Linked DNA regions of Mus musculus: region 1 is linked to region 2. The links are chromatin loops, found by intact Hi-C in ENCODE. Cell type or tissue: heart. All regions are shown on one strand. Each heading gives the region's core, and the rest is flanking DNA. Links, peaks and the distances in the headings are about the cores only. Region 1 overlaps Cfap58 (cilia and flagella associated protein 58). Region 2 has its middle 31 kb from the start of Sorcs3.

The links. A loop is a pair of places that touch in the nucleus more often than their neighbours do. Peaks named below come from ENCODE experiments on the same cell type or tissue, not always from the same donor. Only the 100,000 strongest peaks of a DNase experiment are listed, where the experiment ranks them.
Region 1: it touches region 2 in a loop (22-fold over the local background); 3 of 42 quality-filtered maps call a loop at or near these places.

Annotation. Positions count from the first base shown.
Region 1 is chr19:47,987,151-47,990,065 of GRCm38, forward strand. It overlaps Cfap58 (cilia and flagella associated protein 58), which reads left to right. Exons shown (of 18, transcript NM_001163267.1): 15 at 1,315-1,419. Among named protein-coding and RNA genes, the nearest start is that of Cfap58, 51 kb to the left of the region's middle. In heart, for the core only: a CTCF peak has its summit at 1,523; no DNase peak of the experiment used is centred there; H3K27me3 peaks cover 862 bases.
Region 2 is chr19:48,173,387-48,176,301 of GRCm38, forward strand. No RefSeq gene overlaps it. Among named protein-coding and RNA genes, the nearest start is that of Sorcs3, 31 kb to the right of the region's middle. In heart, for the core only: a CTCF peak has its summit at 1,558 (motif pointing left); no DNase peak of the experiment used is centred there.

The DNA of each region.
Region 1 (2,915 bases), core at 227-2,726, 190 kb before region 2:
ACATAGCATCATGGGTATCAGAAAGAGACTGGGTAACTGACCAATTACAACGCTGAGATATATAAGTCTATAGCACAAGAAAGTTCAGGGTAAAAGTGGAAAACCACCCAAATAGGATTTCATTTTTATTTACTTTTAATGAAGAAACTATTAAAGATAATGCATTTAAAGTTGTGTAAACACAAGGCCTGAATTTTAACAACACCCAGGGCTGCCAAGTGAATTCGTGCCAAATCCTGCCCAGCTATACGGGCATCAGCTGGTGCTGTGTAAGCAGAGTTGGAGCCATGGAAATAGCCTCTTTGTTCCTCTTCTGTGCCCAGAGTGGTACAGCTTCCTAACCTGGTGCTAACGTGCATCTACCTGGGAGGTGGAGTGAAAGTCTTGCACCTGCTTTCCATCACATGACTTTATCCCATATGCTAGCACGTAGATCTTGGAAATTTCCAACTCCTTGTCGATTTCTATTTTTTTTTTTAAATGAAGGAGGTAGTTGAAAGTATCCAGTTGCTAGATTAACTCAAAGTGTCAATGTGGCTGAAAGCAAAGCTTTGGCTCCAAGTCCGGAGGACAAACGATCCACTTACACCCGTAGCTCTTCTCTGAGTAGAGTGCACACAGCTACTGAAGGAACATTAGAGCTATTCAGGTTGGTGGTTCCATTTCATTGCTAACCACCATAGCCCTGCTCTCCTACCTCCTGTTCGCAGATGCCCCACCGTGGAACCCTTCCCCGTGGTATGCTGTGTTGAACCTTCCGGTTGACAATGACTAGAGGGGCATTCCAAGGCTGAGTGGATTCAGGAAGCTATTCCTATGGAAACTGGAGATGGGAGGGAAAGCCCAGAGAACCATAATGAAAACCACAGCCTTGGCAGCAGGGCACATCTCCAATCCAGCTTAGACTCTCCCCAGCCATTGCAATTGGCTTCTCGGCTCCCGGGTTCTCCTGTCTGTAAAAGGGGAAGGCTGACGTGGTCTCACTGCTGTCATGTGATGTAAAATGTGATATCACACGGAAAGCACCAAGCATCACGCATGGTTGCATGATGACTAGGACCGTTCTTTCTGATGGAACAAACACGCTCACTTTCCATCAGTGAATCAGAGCTGCGGTGACGACTGTGGGAGACAGTGGTCTGCCCTGGGGAGCTTTGTGGCTGTGTCGTTTGCTATGCCTCTTCTCTTTGGATTTAATTCTCTATGTACTAGGTCTTCATGCGGGAAAGGCATTTGAATCAAAGAATCATTATTTGCACACGGACCATGGTGCTTTGAAACTGATGCTATCTTCCCGCTGTTCTCCTGGGACAGGCCAGCGACCCTAGCACCTTCGAGCTGATCCAGAAAATCCACACCCTGCAGAAGCGACTCATCAGCAAGACGGAAGAGGTGGTGGAAAAAGAGCTGCTTCTTCAGGTAACAGTCTCTGGGCCTGGGCTCCCCGGGCAAGCATGGCGGTCTCCAGGAGCCTTAGAATTGGTGACTTGTAGTGTTGCAAGCCCCGTCTTAAACTGTAGATGGCAACAGCGACTCACACACGGAGAACAAACAGCCTAACGAATTGTTCTTTTACTCTGCGATCACCGATATTTCAAGAATCCCAGGAAATTAAGTTCAAGGCTAGACTTACCGCAGTCGGGTAACGTGAACTTTTTTTTTTTTTCTTCCCCTCACTTTTCCTACGGTTCTATTTGTCAAATTATTTTAACTGCTTTTCTCCCTATCTTCATGTGCTGTGAAGTGCTGTGATTTCAATCTTGAAAACAGCTTTCGTATAGTGCACTCATGATCTGTCCACGGGAGGATCTGTGGGAGCGAAATGGAGAGACGTGTTTGAGGATGTGGGGGTGGGTAGGCACTGAGATGAGGTATGGGCACACGAGGGCACAGTCATGGGAAGGCTAGAGGCGGATGCTGGGCATCTTATAGGCACCCATCATAGTCTCCACAAGCAGGTTTTCTCAGTAAATCTTAATCGAGCCTCTCTGACTAGACCAGCTGGCCTATAAGCCCCCAGTATCAGCTCACTTTAACCCTCCCAGTGCCGGGTTGCAGGCATGCATAGCCTTGCCTGGGTTTTACATGGGTACCGAGGAGTCAAACCTAGGTCCTCACACTTGGGTGGGAAGAGATCTTACCCACTGAGCTATCATCTCCCCATGCTAGCTTTGAGAACTCTGGGAAGCAAATCCCGCCATTTAATCAGTCACTGCTGTAGCTGGGGCCTGGGAATTCAAGAAGGAGGCCAGGCTGGCACCAGGTGGCCTGAATTGGCTTTCTGCTTCGGCTGGCTTGCAGCTATTTGATTCTGAGTTCTCTGCACCTGAGGTTCTCAGTCTACGTTAAAGACAACAATGGAACGCATGAAAATTCATGGTTGGAGGCATTGAAAGACCTCAGCATTTCACTCAGTCCACAGGACGTATCTATTCCACAGCCTGCCACATTAACTATTGGGTGACCATTAGTGGGGGTAGGAACTTCCACTCATGTGCAAGAGGAGCCTTACCCCCCCTCTTCTACTCTGTGTTTGACCTTAGACATGTTTTCCCTAATGATGGCTGGACAGTGTACCACAGAGCAACGCAGACATCCCCGCCTGTAGTAGGCATTGCATTTTCCTCCTCTCTCAGAGATGAGCAGGATGGCAGGAAGGCAGGTTTTGGAGTGAGGAAGCACTCGTCATCAATAGTTGATGGTTCAATAGTTGGGGGAGAATCACAGACTTTTTTTTTTTTTTTCAAACATTGGTTTCTCTTTCTATAAAGCAGAGATAGCATTGTCACTCCTCATTAAGGGGACTTACCTAACCTGGTGGGTCTTGCAAAGGTAGCCAGTTAGAGCACAGGCACTAGGGACTCACCCGAGTGTGAAATGTGATTTTAAAATGTCATTATAGTGCGCCATCCCAA
Region 2 (2,915 bases), core at 309-2,808:
TATGTTGAAGGTTTGGTCCCCATCTAGTGGTGCCATTTTGGGAGATGTTGGAACCTTTGGGAAGGGGGTCCTAGCTGAAGAGAGTAAGTCACTCAGGGAGTATCTTTGAAGATTATTTCTGTACCCTAGTCCTCCTTTCTCTGCTTCTTGTCTGTTTAAGGTAGGAACCCTTTCTGAAACACACTTGGGCTGCCATGATGTCCTATTTAGATTCATGGAGCCAAACATCTATAGACTGAACCGTGAGCCAAAATGTCTCTCCTCATGCTAGGTTGTTTAGGTATCCTGTTATGTGAATGCAATAGAATCCAATACATGAAGCCATATGGGTTTCCAAGGTTCATTATCATCTCATTGGCATCACCATAACAGTCTTCACTTTATGAGAAGACATTCGGTACCAGTGTGACTGTACATGGAGATGTTTGGTTCCTGAGTTCAAATAGGGTAAGTCACATGGTGGGTTCAGATAATGAAGGAACTGGGGTTTTCTGAATCTTTTGGATTCCTTTTCTTTTCTCTCTTTCTTTCTTTCTTTCTTTCTTTCTTTCTTTCTTTCTTTCTTTCTTTCTCTCTCTCTCTCTCTCTCTCTCTCTCTCTTCCTTCCTTCCTTCCTTCCTTCCTTTCTTTCTTTCTTTCTTTCTTTCTTTCTTTCTTTCTTTCTTTCTTTCTTTCTTTCTTTCTTTTTTTCCCCGAGACAGGGTTTCTCTGTATAGCCCTGAATGTCCTGGAACTCACTTTGTATACTGTATACCAGACTGAATTTAAAAAATCCACCTGCCTCTGCCTCTCGAGTGCTGGGATTAAAGGCGTGCACCACCACTGCCCAGCTCTTTTGGATTTCTTAGCATTGGCTAGAAAGAGTTTGGGCAGTGACAGACTCTTGAAGTTAAACATTTGACAGCTAACCTAGCCAAACTGATATGTTTTATTGAATATCACCCCTCTCTAGAAAGCAGTGTGGGGATCCATTGTACCAGACTCAAGATTGTTCTGTGAATGCAGTGATGGAGGGACTCTCAGCAGAGTGTTACACTGTGAATAGAACATGAACATGATGCTATTACACTATAGCATCCATAGATCCACTCCAAGAACACAGAATGTAGCCAAACATTTGAGCATATTTGTCTCTAGAACTGTCTTCTGTTTTTTGAGATTACAGGCTCTCTGAGAGGGGCTTATTAGATGAGTGGTATCTCATACAAATCCCAAGAGTTGGAGCCAATAAGGAAAATTATTTAATTTGGTTTAGATAGTATTAATCAGGATAGGGTTTTATGGCCCATTGTCATTAACCTTTTAAAATGGAGGCAGTCTACTTATAAAACTAGATTTCAGATATTTGTTGGAAAATTGAATGTTCAGTCAATACTGGCTCCGGCTCCGTAGTCACAGTGACATCAATGCGCTGTCTCTTTGGACAGCATGCATTTAAGGTTAGTTACAACCCCTCCTGTTTTGATCTTCCTCACCTACACTGGAGAGCCCTTGCCATTTCCACATTTCCTGCAGGCAGGTACCACTCATTTGCTCCACCTACTGGTACTCTTCGGTGTTTAAGTTTCTAAGAGACTAGAGCAGTGTTTTCAGAGCAGCTCTTAGTGGACAGACAGGGCTGACTCTTCAAGCATGAGAAGACTGGCATTTGTGAGTTTTGTGAGGAGAGAGAGCTCAATTCCTCAACTCAGGACTTGTGAATAATGGGAGACTGTGCTCTTGGTCATGATGAGAAGATAGTTCATCCCTCAATCTTGAGACTGTGCTTCAAATGACCAGACTTCGTCAGACCTGGGTCATCCAGCTGTATCCAGTGATGGATTTTATCTCAACTAGGGCGAGGAGTTTTCTGCCTGGAAGTTTAGAATATGCAAGAACCCTGATCCTGTTGAACAACAATAAAAAGATATCTTACAGGACTACACTTCTCCAGCAACATAGGGAGAATTTGGAACAGGAGAATCTTGGGGGGACATGATATGTATAGGGCTTCAGGGCTGATAGGCTGTGCCCCTGTGGATTAGAGTCCTACTATACATATCCATGTGCCTAGTCAGGGTTTCTATTCCTGCACACATGACCAAGAAGCAAGTTGGGGAGGAAAGGGTTTATTCAACTATCACCAAGGAAGTCAGGACTGGAACTCAAACAGGTCAGGAAGCAGGAGCTGATGCAGAGGCCATGGAGGGATGTTCCTTACTGGCTTGCTTCCCCTGGCTTGCTCAGCCTGCTCTCTTATAGAACCAAGACTACCAGCCCAGAGATGGTCCCGCCCACAAGGGGCCTTTCCCCCTTGATCACTAATTGAGAAAATGCCTTACAGTTGGATCTCATGGAGGCATTTCCCCAACTGAAGCTCCTTTCTCTGTGATAACTCCAGCTGTGTCAAGTTAACACAAAACCAGCCAGTACATCCATGGTTATGAATACTTGTCGAAATTATCTCTGTGGAGGGTGAGAACTTCTTAATGAGCACTGGAGAATCTGGGAAAACTGAGACAGCCAATGGTGTTGCTTCAATCGGAGACACAGATCTGTTACTACCCAAAGGCCATCAGGCAAAGACAGCAACTTCTCTCCTGCTCAGCCTTCTCTCCTGCTCACTGGGATATGGCCCGTTAACCCCAGCGAGAACCATCTGCTTCACTCTGTCTTTATGCCCAGCCATGGACTCCCCCAGCCCTACTTCACTGGACCTAGAGTTTCTTGAATAACCAGCTCTTCAACAAGACTATTACAATCTATTTTTCCATAAAACCTTATCAATATCTGCTGGGCTAAGTGAAAGATTAGGAGGAGTGTTAAATTATACTGGAGCTGGAAACAAAGCCAGAGTGGCCAGTGCTGTTGGTGTTTGCCAAAGTGACATTTGAAGTAGGTGACAGACTCATCTCACCTAGGAGCTGCCTAGTCTA